Regions from separate parts of the Homo sapiens genome. Here region 1 is linked to region 2. A link is a contact called in ENCODE Hi-C or POLR2A ChIA-PET data. All regions are on one chromosome and are shown on one strand. The core of a region is the stretch at or near the end of the contact, and the rest is flanking DNA. Distances in the headings are between cores, read along the strand shown. Region 1 has its middle 19 kb from the start of ITPK1. Region 2 overlaps ITPK1 (inositol-tetrakisphosphate 1-kinase).

What was found. Hi-C counts contacts between places; a loop is a spot of excess contacts on that map. ChIA-PET counts read pairs that join two places held with the same protein, here RNA polymerase II (POLR2A). Pooled maps may share reads with other maps.
Region 1: a loop to region 2 is called in a map of astrocyte of the cerebellum, with 9 times the contacts of the local background. The contact joins two enhancer-like sites. A Hi-C loop is called at or near these places in 3 of 168 maps with a recorded cell type or tissue (IMR-90, astrocyte of the cerebellum and endothelial cell of hepatic sinusoid) and 3 of 50 pooled maps. POLR2A ChIA-PET finds 5 or more read pairs at or near these places in 2 of 52 experiments (Caco-2 and SK-N-SH).

Annotation. Positions count from the first base shown.
Region 1 is chr14:93,132,045-93,138,513 of GRCh38, reverse strand. It overlaps the pseudogene CYB5AP3. Among named protein-coding and RNA genes, the nearest start is that of ITPK1, 19 kb to the right of the region's middle. RefSeq lists an enhancer at 1-450. Within about 2 kb of position 4,818, at least 5 of the 41 ENCODE cell types and tissues checked have a DNase peak (open chromatin) inside an H3K27ac peak, as active enhancers do.
Region 2 is chr14:93,082,159-93,088,503 of GRCh38, reverse strand. The region is part of intron 2 of ITPK1 (inositol-tetrakisphosphate 1-kinase); the gene reads left to right. Among named protein-coding and RNA genes, the nearest start is that of ITPK1-AS1, 18 kb to the right of the region's middle. RefSeq lists enhancers at 121-742, 3,238-3,861. Within about 2 kb of position 2,482, at least 7 of the 41 ENCODE cell types and tissues checked have a DNase peak (open chromatin) inside an H3K27ac peak, as active enhancers do.

The sequences.
Region 1 (6,469 bases), core at 3,569-6,068, 48 kb before region 2:
TGCACTGGCTTCTGAGGAGGTTCAGCCTTCTGCCATGTGTGCCTTGATAGGCGACGGCCACTGCTGACATGGCAGGGATCACTCAGTTGGTCCACCAACTGGAGCTAGAATCAACAGCAGTGATAAGAGTTTCCGAAGCTTGTTTAACTTTGGTCTGTCGTCTGGATGGGGCTCCTGAATGATATATGTTTTGGACAATTCCATGGCATCTCAAAGATGCCCGACATCCTCAAAATTCTCAGTAGCGTCACCTCCAGCTTGTTCCCTTAAGACTTCTTCCCCACCAGAATGCTCTTCCAGAAATTTGGTCAAATAGTACACTTGTGGTGCAGAATCAGTCAGGTGCTCTTGCTGTCGTTGTGCTTCTGAATCTCCTCTAGGGTGTAGTACTTCACGGCCTCGTCCAGCTGCTCGGCCGTCTCGGTTGGCTGCGAGCCAGGCCCAGCACACACAGCCTCGTCGGGTGGAGTAGAGCTTGTGACTCCGCCAGCTCCACCTGGGACATTCCCCTCGCCAGGCACCACACCAGGGGCTGGGCGGCCGGCTCAGGGGCGGGGCGACGTAGAAGCACATATGTATATATATATTTTAGAAACAGGGTCTTACTATGTTCCCAGGTTGGTCTTGAACTCCCGGGCCCCAGTGACCCTCCTGCCTCGGCCTCCCAAAGTCTCAGGATTACAGGCGTGAGCCACTGTGCCTGGCCAAGGTTTTGTTTCTTCCGCTGGTGTACCCCCAATGCCAACAACAGTGCCTGGCAATGACTGGGCTCGCCAAGGGGGAGTGGATAAATGAGTGGTATCCAAGCCCTCCCTAGTTTCCATCCTTAGAACTCTACGTTAAAGAGTGTTCGGAATCAGTTCTTTTTCTTTTTTGAGATGGAGTCTTGCTCTGTCGCCCAGGCTGGAGTGCAATGGTGCGATCTCGGCTCACTGCAACCTCTGCCTCCTGGGTTCAAGTGATTCTCCTGCCTCAGCCTCCTGAGTAGCTGAGATTACTCAAAGTGACCTACCTTCAGTCACTTTTAAATCCAACTCCCAATTTTGGACAACATAGAGATTTTTGAATCTCTTTCTTTGCTCACATTGTGTTTTTGTTTTATTTTGTTTTTTTGAGATGGAGTCTCACTCTGTTGTCCCACCATGATCTCGGCTCACTGCAACCTCCACCTCCCAGGTTCAAGCAATTCTCCTTCCTCAGCCTCTCAGGTAGCTGGGATTACAGGTGTGCACCACCATGCCTGGCTAATTTTTGTATTTTTAGCAGAGACAGGGTGTTTACCATGTTGGCGAGGTTGGCCTCAAACTCCTGACCTCAAGTGATCTGCCCGCCTCAGACTCCCAAAGTGCTGAGAGTACAGGTGTGAGCCACCGTGCCTGGGCTCACATTGGTTCGATTTTACTCTGACAATGGTTCCTGCCAGCCAGGCACTGCACCAGTACTGCATAAGCGTCCTCTCATTTGATCCTCCAGGAACTCCCTTCGGTTAGGCACTGTCATTATCCTCACTTGACAAATAAGGAAACTGAGGCTCAATAGAGAGGCTGGGCAACTTTATCAATGTCACACCCACTGAGCGCAAGGCCTGGGTTTTGAATACCAGGCCCTCGCTGTCCATGCGCAGAACCACCGGGCTATATACCCCTCTGGACGCACTTTAGGCAGATCAGTGTGTTACAGTCGAGAGAAGTCTAGTCTAGGAGCCAGAAGACCTGGGTTCAAGGTATTAAGTCGGCCACTGGCTGGCTGTGTGACTTCGGGCGGCCCCTTAACCTCAGCTTCCTAGCTTCCTCATCGACCAAGTGAATAAGGAAGAACCGGCCAAGGCTGGGCACAGTGGCTCACGCCTGTAATTCCAGCACTTTGGGAGGCCAAGGCGGGTGGATCACCTGAGGTCAGGAGTTTGAGACCAGCCTGGCCAACATGGTGAAGCCCCATCTCTACTAAAAATACAAAAATTAACGGGGCATGGTGGTGCATGCCTGTAATCCCAACTTCTCAGGAGGCTGAGGTGGGAGGATCTCTTTAACCCAGGAGGTGGAGGTTGCAGTGAGCTGAGATTGTGCCACTGCACTCTAGCCTGGGTGACAGAGCAAGACTCTGTCTCAAAAAAAAAAAAAAAAAAGGAAGAACCAGCCAAAAAGACAAACTGGACCCAAGGCTGCATGGACTGCTGTATACCTCCTCAGGAGGGAATTCAGCTCTGCTCTGAGCCAGCCAGGGGGCCAGGCATGCCCAGGATGTCCTGGAGAAGGCCCTGAGGACAACATCCACATGGGGGAGGGGCTTCCACTGGAGGGACAGGGGACTGTTCCGGCCTGAAGAGAGAGGACCAGCGGGTGGGTGGGTGAGAAGGACCTTCCAAGGGAGGAAAGTTCGCCGGTTTTCCACGTGTCCTGACATGACCCGGCACTCCTGAACAACAGCCAGAGACAGGGATGGAGGGCAATGTTAACACTCCTCAGGGCGGCCTCCGTCTTAGGTTAGAAGATAAAAAGATCTGATGCCACCCTGAGGGAATCGAAGGCTAGGCACAAAGGGAGGAAGAACTTTCTGTAAGCCAGGGGTATGGATACAGAATGGGGGGCCATGGTGGAGAGAGTGCTGGGGTGAGTAGAGGCATGTCAGGAAAGTTGTCCAGAAGCTTCAAGCCAGGCTTTCCAACATGAAGATGCTATTTGCATATAACCTATGCCCCCTCCACATACACACACACAAAAGACCAAGATGCCTTTCCCTCCTCTTCCCACTAGACCTTAAAAATCCTTTGCGGGCTTTCCTAGGCACGACATGGAGGAAGCTGCTGTGATCTATTCCACCAACCCTGCTGGGGCCAGGCCTGCCTGGATATTTCTGGCTCTCTCAAAAGAAAACAAACCTTTACCCACTAATGTAAGCAGGCAAAATCTTTACCCAACAAAACAAACAAACCAGCTCCTGGAGGTCATGCCCGGCTTTCCTAATATGGCATCGGGTTGGTACCCTTGGCACCCAATCAACATGAGTAGTCCCGCTCCCAGGAGAAGAGGAGAAACAGACTACAGGTGCAGATAAAAGTCACATTCACATTGAGGTGGCTTCAAAGTTGGACAGTGCTCTTCATGGGTAGTGTTGCCAGATAAAATACAGAAGGCCCAGTTAAACTGTAATCCCCCATAAAAAGTGACTATTTTTAAAAAATAGGCTAGGCGTGGTGGTGCACACCTGTAATCCCAGTACTTTGGGAGGCTGAGGTGGGAGGAACGTTTGAGCCCAAGAGTTTGAGACCAACCTGGGCAACATGGCGAGACCTTGTCTCTACAAAAAATTTAAAAAGTTAGCCGAGCATGGTGGCGCCTGCCTGTGGTCTCAGCCACTCAGGAGGCTGAGGTGGGAGAATCACTTGAGCCTGGATGGCTGGGGTGGCAGTTATGACCACACCACTGCACTCCAGCCTGAGTGACATTGCTTAAAAAAATAATAATAATAATTTAAAAAAGTATATCCCACAGCCCATTTGGGACATACTATAAAAATTATTCATTGTTGGCTGGGCATGGTGGATCATACCTCTAATCCCAGCACTTTGGGAGACTGAGGCAGAGGGATCTCTTGAGGTCAGGAGTTCCAGACTAGTCTGAGCAGCAAAGCAAGACCCTGTCTCTAAAAAAATACAAAATTAGTCAGATGAGGCTGAAGTGAGCTATGATGGCATTACTGCCATCTCAAGTAGCTGAGACTTCAGGTGTGAACCCACATGCCTCGCTGCCTCTTTCCTCTCTGACTCTGCAGAGTGTGTAACTGGCCTTAACAGATGTTTGCTAAATAAATGCTTAATCTATGCTACAAACACATGGAATAACTTCGGGGAGGTGCTACCTCACTGTCTTCAGTTTGTCATTTTGATTTTCTTAGTTTGCCTTTTTCAGGCCTGGCCCGGACTCCAGGAAGGAAAACTAGCAGTCCCTACATGTGTGAGAAAACTAAGCCTCTAAGACCTCCTTCTGTTGTAAATGTCTTTATGGCTTCACACACCCGAATGCTCATAGGTTTGCATCTATAGATTTGAATCCATCTACCAGTATAAGAAATCTTAGACAAGCTTAACCAGGCGTGGTGGTGCACGCCTGTAATTGTAACCCCAGCTACTCAGGAGACTGAGGCAGGAGAATCACTTGAACCCAGGAGGCGGAGGTTGCAGTGAGCTGAGATTGTGCCACTGCACTGCAGCCTGGACAACAGAGTGAGACTTTGTATCAAACAAAACAAAACAAAACTACAGTTAAAAAAAAAAAAAAAGTCGGCCGGGTGCGGTGGCTCAAGCCTGTAATCCCAGCACCTTGGGAGGCCGAGGTGGGCGGATCACGAGGTCAGGAGTTCGAGACAATCCTGGCCAACCTGGTGAAACCCCGTCTCTACTAAAAATACAAAAAAATTAGCCGGACGTGGTGGCGGGTGCCTGTAGTCCGAGCTACTCAGGAGGCTGAGGCAGGAGAATGGCGTGAACCCGGAAGGCGGAGCTTGCAGTGAGCTGAGATTGCGCCACTGCACTCCAGCCTGGGGGACAGAGCCAGACTCCTTCTCAAAAAAAAAAAAAAAAAAAAAGTCTTAGCGAAGCAACCAATTGGTTTATGTTAACCGACCCTATAAAAGCAACTACATACATGTTCAAATTTAGCAGAGCGTTGGGGTAAGAAGAATACTCATTTGAGTGTAAAAAAAAGAAAAGTGGAGAATTTATAAACAGTGAAACCATTTCGAGCAGGGTTCAGCAAAACCTTTTCTGGCAAGGGCCAGATGTAAGTATTTTAGGCTTTACAGGCCGTATGGTCTCTGTCGCAACTATTCAGCTCTGCCTTTGCTGCAGGAAAGGAGCCACGGGCAAGATTTAAAGGAATGGGTGTGGCTGTGTTCCAACACAACTTGATTCATGGATGTTGAAATCTGAATTTCCTTTCACTTGTCATGAACTATTATCTTCTTTCGGGACATTGTCTTGCTCTGTCGCCTGGGCTGGAATGCAGTGGCACGATCTTGGCTCACTGCAACCTCTGCCTCCCAGGTTCAAGTGATTCTCCTGCCTTAGCTTCCCGAGTAGCTGGGATTACAGGCGCACGCCACCACACGCAGCTAATTTTTGTATTTTATTTTATTTTATTTTTTTGAGACAGAGTCTCACTCTGTGGCCCAGGCTGGAGTGCAGTGGCGCGATCTCGGCTCGCTGCAACCTCCATCCCCCGGGTTCAAGCGATTCTCCTGCCTCAGCCTCCTGAGTAGCTGGGATTACAGGTGCCTGCCATCGCGCCTGGCTAATTTTTGTAGTTTTAGTAGAGACAGGGTTTCACCATCTTGGCCAGGCTTGTCCTGAACTCCTAACCTCATGATCTACACGCCTCGGCCTCCCGAAGTGCTGGGATTACAGGTGTGAGCCACTGCGCCTGGCCTAATTTTTGTATTTTCAGTAGAGATGAGGTTTTGCCATGTTGGACAGGCCCCTGAGCTCAAGTGATCCACCCGCCTCGAACTCCCGAAGTGCTGGGATTATAGGTGTGAGCCACCACGCCAGGCCCTTTTGATTTTTTTTCCCCTAACTACTTAAAGATATTAAAACCATTCTTAGCTCAAGGGCAGTATAAAAATGGGTGGTTGCTTCTCTCTCCTCTTCCCCACCCAAGCCCCCATATCAAAAAACAAACAAAGACACACCAAAAAAACAAAAGGGTGATGAGTAGGGTTTGGTCTGGCTGTAGGTTGTTGAACCCATGGGCTGTGGTTTCAGCTGGCCCTGCTTTCAGCTCTGACCTCAACATTCACTGACTGTGACCTTGGAAGAGTGCCTTACCCTCTCAGCCCTTCAGTTTTCTCAGCTGGGAAGTGGTAGGAAATAACTGGCCGACAGATGGGGCTGTTATGAGGACTGTATGTGATGCTGCCTGCACAATGTCGAAGGCTTATAAATGCATGCACGGTAGCTATTATTATTATTATTATTTTGAGACAGGTCTTGCTATGTTGCTCGGACTGGTCTTGAACTTGGCCTCAAGTGATCCTCCTACCTCAGGCTCCCAAAGTTCAATATTCTTTACAGTTAAAAAAAAAAAAATAGCTACCTGGCCGGGCACGGTGGCTCACGCCTGTAATCTCAGCACTTTGGGAGGCCGAGGCAGGCGGAGCACCTGAGGTCAGGAGTTCAAGACCAGCCTGGCCAACATGGTGAAACTCCACCTCTACAAAAATACAAACATTAGCCTGGCGAGATGGTGCATGCCTGTAATCCCAGCTACTCAGGAGGCTGAGGCAGGAGAATTGCTTGAACCGGGGAGGCAGAGGTGGTAGTGAGTCGAGATCACACCACTGCATTCCAGGCTAGGCAGCAGAGACTCTGTCTCAAAATAAATAACTAAATAAATAATAGCTACCTGTAATCTCAACTACTAGGGAAGCTGAGGCAGGAGGATCACTAGAGGCCAGGAGTTCAAGGAGTTGCCCT
Region 2 (6,345 bases), core at 1,233-3,732:
CACGACTGTAGTCCCAGCTACTTGGGTGGCCAAGTAGCTCCTGCTTGAACGCGGGAGAATTGCTTGAACCCAGGAGGTCAAGGCTGCAATGAGCCGAAATCGTGTCACTGCACTCTAGCCTGGGTGACAGAGGGAGACCCTGTCTCAAAAAAAAAAAAAAAACAAAACAAAACCAAAAAAGAAAAGATGCAACCATTGTACCCACCCAGTGGTTGCTGAGATCCAGTGTGAGGGGGACGAAGTGCCTGGCACTCACAAATCCTGCCCCGCCACTGCCTCGTCTGTCCCTGTTTCTGCCTGGGACAGGGAGAGCAGGCCTGGGTGGGGAACGAGAGAGCTCGGGGATTACTGGTGTTAGCCTCTCATTTATTTGGGTCGTGCTCAGGCCCCTGGAATCCTCTCTGAAACTGGAGAGTCTCTCGGGTAGCCGATGAAGCGCTGCCTGTTTTAGGGTCAGGTGCCTGGGCACCTCTGATGGACCTCAGGATGAGCCCAAGTGTCAGTAATTATCACCCAGCTCCCCGGTTTGCAGCCAAGGCTTCCAGGCCTGGAGCCTTTGGTCTCCAGCACCCAGTTCCCCCACATCCCTTCCCTGGGCTTCTTTCCCGCCATTCCCATCAGGGACCCCTGCGGCCATGCTGGGCTGTACCCAGTGCCCCTTGGGAATCTGCGGGTACCGTGCAAAGCTGTGCTGTGCTCCTCCCCATCAACTCCTCATTGACTGTTGAAGGCCCCTACAAACTCCTGACAGGTCCTCATTCATTCCTGCCTGACACATGAATGCTTCCAGGCGATGTCTGAGAATCCTGGGATGGCAGAGCTGTGGGAGCCTTGGGGTTGTGGTGGGCAAAGTAAGGCCCCTGCCACTCCCCACCAAAGACAGCAGGTTCTAATCCTCAGAGCCTGTGAGTGTGCTGCCTTACATGGTAAAAGGGTATGACATGACTACAGATGGGATTTTTAAATTTTTATTTTTCAGAGATGGGGGTCTCACTGTGTCACCCAGGCTGGAGTGCAGTGGCTATTCACAGGTCTGATCATAACGCACTGCAGCATCAAACTCACGGCCTCAAGTGATCCTCTCGCCTTAGCCTCCCAAGTAGCTGGGATTATAGGCATGTGCCACTGCTCTTGGCTTACAGATGTGAAGGAGTGAGGCATCTTGAAATAGAAAATGTTCCTGCATTACCTGGGTGGGCCTGGTGTAATTACAAGGAGGCAGGAGGGCCAGAGGAGATGTGACAGTGGAAGCAGAGGTTGGGGTGTTGTGGCCACAAGCCAAGGAATGTGGACAGCCTTTAGAACTAGAGAAAGCGGAGGAATCGATTTCTCCCTGGAGCCTCCAAAAGGAAGCCTGCCTCTGACCTCAGAACCCTAAGAGAATAATACATTTGTGTTGTTTTTAGCCACTACTGTTGTGATTTGTTACAGCAGCAATGGGAAGTGAATACAGTTTTCTCCTACCCTGCTCTTCTTAGGGCTTGTGGGTGAATCTGTGACTGAGAAGGGAGGGACTGGGTCAGGGTCAAGGTCAAGGCCAGAGCCCATGTGACCCGACACCTTGGGACTTTCCTTTGACCTGCCATCCCGAAAATATCTGAGGGGCCAGGGAGATACTCCAGTAAGGTGCCTTGTGGTTTAAGTTTTCTGAGATGGGGTCAGGGCTGACTCATGCCTGTGGCTGGGGGGCCCCAGGAAACCCCAGTGCCCATGACCTGGTCTTTGCCTTTGCTTCTCCTGGTGCTTAGCAGGCCTTCTCTAGCGTGCCCTGGCAGCCTCCCTCTCCCTCCCCTCCAGGGCCTGGCTCACACAGCAGCTCTACTGAAACTTCCCTGTGCCTCCTGCTGTCCCCCAGGTGTTTGTGCTATTTAAGGGCCTGTGGCACACCCGCCAGAGGGCATGGCATGTAGCCCACTGGTCTGCCCTGTGGCAGCTAGCATCTCGGGGCAGGGTTTGCGGTCTGGGGTCCCCCTCTGGTCCCAGGCCAGCCCAGTGCGTGACAGAGAAGCCCAGCAAATGTTTGACCAAAATCAGACCAGGAAACTCTCGCTGCCTGTGGTTGGAGGTGCAGCAGCAGGGCAAAGACAACTAAACTTTAAGGGCTTGGGATCCAGGGACCAGGAGCTGCCCCCAGCCCTCAGGCCAGGTAAGGAGTGTTGGCAGCAGAATTTGGGTGAAGTCTTTCGGTCTCCTCTGGAACACAGCCTTTCAAAGAGTGTCAGCATCCAGGACACAGGCTGGGGACACACACACTTATGCTGCTATTTTAGGAGTGTGGGGTACCTTGAGGATAGGTGCTAGAACAATTCAGGCTTTCCTGAGCAGGCTTCTCCCTCCCCCAGTGAGTCCAAGGGAGGGAAATGTCACGGGAATTTCTGCCTCCCTTCCTGCAGTAGCCTACCTTGCTCATTAGGCTGATACTAAATGACTTTGCATTCTTGGGATTAAGAAGCTGCTGTGAAGAGAACCAACTGAATCATTAGCCCTGAGGCTGGCTGGCTGACGGAGGAGGGGGAGTGGGGGTAGCGGGGAGGGGAGGAGGTGCTAGAACCAAGCCTGCCAGCACCCCCCACTACCTCCCTCTCCCAGCAGCCAACTCCCCTGCTTCCCACAATTTAGGTCCCATCCCTAATTAGGGGAAAGAAAAATTACCGCACCTGCAAGGGGATAGTAAAAGACTCAAAAACAATTTCAAGTCGAGAATTTCCACACTAAAAAGCGGGGATGTCGAGAGCCATTAAGGGAATAGATTTAACGTTTGTGATCAGCAAGAAGTCAGGATGATTCCTGATCTGAAGTGGTGGCCCCTTGGATGTGGCAGAACACTGCCTTGCGTGATCTCCTGCCCTCGCCTCACTTCCTCCTTCCTGAAAATTGAACTGAGGAGGGGAGTCTCAAAGGCACCTCAGTTCCTGTGCTGCTTTCAGCCCCTGCAGCTCTGATGACCTCTCCGGGAGGTGCCAAAGGTGGGTCACCCACTCTGTCTCTCTCTTGTGCCTGTTCACTGGGAAAAGCTGCTTCCAGGCACCCCTGGAAGCTGTTCTGGGTCTGAGGGAGTGTACTGACTCAGGCTGCTGTGCCTGCACTGAGGGGCGCCCGGACTTTGGGGCCGGCCTGCCTCCCCTGGGTGGGGCACCCGGTCGGGGGGAGGGTCTTCAGGTAAGGTGGTTGGTGACTCCCCAGTCAAAGGAAAGATGCCCCCACTCAATAAAAAAGACACATGGCAGCTTCCAGTTTATCTGGTTCTTCCCTAGAGCTGTCCAGACAATTCAAATGTTTGTACTGGCTTTAAAATTCTGTTCGTATGTTGTCTTTATATCGGGCCATTTCAGTTTCTGGCACTGTTAATAGGAGGAAAATCCAAATTACCAAACAATCAGCAAGTAAACCAAGATGCCGCAGGGCAGGCGGGCAGGGGTGACACGGGGCTGGAGCCTGGCCCAGGAACCCGGCAGCACTCGGGGAGTGTTTGCAGAGAGCCTGCCAGGCCCAGGGTCTGCAGGGGGCACAGGGATGCTGAAATAAAGAGCCATCTTTGGCCTCGAGGGGCTCATGGTCTGATGCTGAGCATGGAGCAGGCTTCAGTGGAAGCCATTATTCCTGCCTCTTGATGAGGAAGGCACTTGAGCTGCTCTTGGTGGGTGGGCAGGAGTTTGCCAGCTGAGGAAGGGTGCCTGGCAGGGGGATCAGTTTGTGCAAAGGCAGACTTAGGTCAAGCCTTGGCATTTGGAGATTGGGGTCCCTCCTGGGAGGGTTTGAGAGGCTGCTGCTGCCTCCCCCTCGTGTCTTCTGAGCTGCACCTCCAAATGCCCATGTGGCAGGTGTTTTGCTAAGAATTTGGGGCTGTGGACACAGGGCACAAGCTGTGTCCCTGAAAGAGTGCTTGTTAGTCAGGATAGGCCAGGTTAGGCTGCAGTGACAAGTAGTGTCGAAAGGCTGGCGGAAATAGGTTTACTCACAACTCATTCAGCATGCACTCTGGATCCAGAGACTCTCGGGGGCTGTGGTCTGCCCTGCAGTGGCTCAGTGTGTATCCCACTTCTTAAGTTCAGCACTGTGGACCTTTTGTGCTGGATAATTCTTTGTTTTAGGGGGCTGTCCTCTGCATTACAGGGGCCCTTTCCTCACTGGATTCTAGTAGCACTTTCCTCGGTGTGACAATCAAAAAGCTCTTCAGGTGTTGCTAAATCTCCTTGTGGGGGACACACAGTTGCCCATAGTTGGGAACCAGCGCTAGCTGGAGGTCCTCTTCATCAGTTGTTTCTTTCTGGTTCCCAGCCTGGCTTCGTCGCCACTCAGCCCGCGTTGTTTCCAGGTGGCGGGTCTGGCTGGCTCTGCTGGTGGGTGGCAGCCTCATGTGCTTCCTTGTTTCTGAGGTCAGGGAGGCCTCGGTGCTGGCAGTGGAATGCTTTTTCCAGGAGGGGACATGGTCACCTCTGTTCACATCTCATTGCCCAAGGCAAGTCCTGTGGCCATGCCTGACTGGGGGCAGGGACAACACAGTGGCACTGAGTGTCCAGGAGGGAAATTGCCGGCTTTGATGGCCACCATTGATGTTCACCACCGAGCATTAGCCTGGTGGGGTCAGTGCAATGGAGTCCAGCAGCCTTTCTCTCTGCCCAGTGCTGGGTGTGGGCAGCTTGGGGCAGTGGGGCCTGAGGAGGGTGGGAGCCAAGGCAGGTTTCTCCAGAGGAGCTGACCTGGGGGGTCAGGTGGTGATGTGGGGATGGCATTTGAGGAAGGGAACAGTGTGGCCATCAACACACATGGGTGACGGGGCTTAGTCATCTGTTTAGGAGCCCCAAGTCCTGGGGAGACATCCTGGGCTTCTGTGGGGTACGGTGTGGGCCCTGCCCTCTGCAGGCAGGGAAAGGGGACCATAACTTGGGGCTTTTTCCCCAGTGCCTGGTACCTGGAGGTGCCAAAGGGTCTTGTTATTTGGGGTGCCTGAAATCAGTAGTTACTGAACTGTGCCACACGTTGCTTGGATGAGGATGTGCCTGGCTTCCCACTTCCCCGAGTTGTTCTCCGTAGAACCTTCCTCCCTTGCTTCTTCACCATTTCATGTACTTCACTTGCTGCAGCGCTCAGGTCCCCACCCTGCCCTGGGGAGGGCCTCTTGGGTGGGAAAGGTCATATCCTTTTAACGGATATGAAAGCTGAGACCCCGAGCGGCTCAGCAGCACATCCCATGCCTGCTGCTGGTCATGGTCCCTGAGCCTTTTGTGCCCTGCTGTGCTGTGTGGCAGGCCTGCTGCTGGATGGGGTCTGTCATCCCAGAGTGTCTTGTGTTAACCTCCTGACGCCACACCTGGTACTGTGCTGCAGTGGCTTGGTGGTGGCGTGGATGCCGTGGACGTGTCTCTGCTCCTCATCACTCTTTTCTACTTCTGCCCTGATCATCTTTATTGTTTTCCCTTATCATCCCCTCTCCCTCAGTGCTGGGTCATCCAGAGTAATTTTCATCATCTTCAGAAGTGGTAACCACTGTCACTCACAGGGTCCCTGCTGCTCAGCGGCCAGCGACAGAAAGCTTTAGCTGGCTTGAGCAGAAATCTGCAGCTGAAGGTCTAGAGAGGACGAGCCCCACTGCGGCCGGGTCTGGCCGGGGAATTTGCCCTCCTGGAGCCCTCTTGGCCCTTTCTCCTGGTTGGCCTCTGGCTCATCTGGATTCTCGCCACATAGAAGCAATGGTGTCCTCCAGCATTTCCAGGCAGTGCCATTTGTACTGCAGACAGTCCCCCAGGACCCGTCCGGTAAAGGACCAGGACCGGCTTGGCTTGGGTCCTGCTCCCATGCTGCTGCTAAGTGAGGTGACAGGTCATGTGCCCACCCCTGGAGTGGGCGTGCCGCCCCCAGTCATGTGGACTGGAGGAGGCAGTTCTGGAAGGGTAGGAAGGCAGGGTGGCAGGGCAGAGTGCAGGTCACAAGACCCCCATCCCTGGCATGAGCCAGGTACTGTGCCAGGCCTGGACTCTGTTTCCCTTAAAGCCCGTGTGGGATGAGTTCTAGGATTCTCCCATTTTACAGATAAGAAAACAGAGGCACAAGGTACAGGGGGGTCTGGTTCCATGTTCTGCTCTCAGGGGCTCACCCACCTCTTCCGCTCCTGCCTACGCCCCCGAATTGTGTTCATCTAAGCCTCTGAATGCTGCGAAGCTCAGTCCTGGGCTTCTAACCACTTCCTGGCACCACCACGGTTGAAAAGTGGACTGCTGCTGCCTTCTTGCAGTGTTCTCTCGTCTCCTGGGCCTGGCGCAGGGCCTCAGTCTGCTCCTTCCAGACTGTGAGCGTCACAACTATTTCTGGTTCTTAGGTTTCCTTTACCCTTTTCCCAAGACCTGC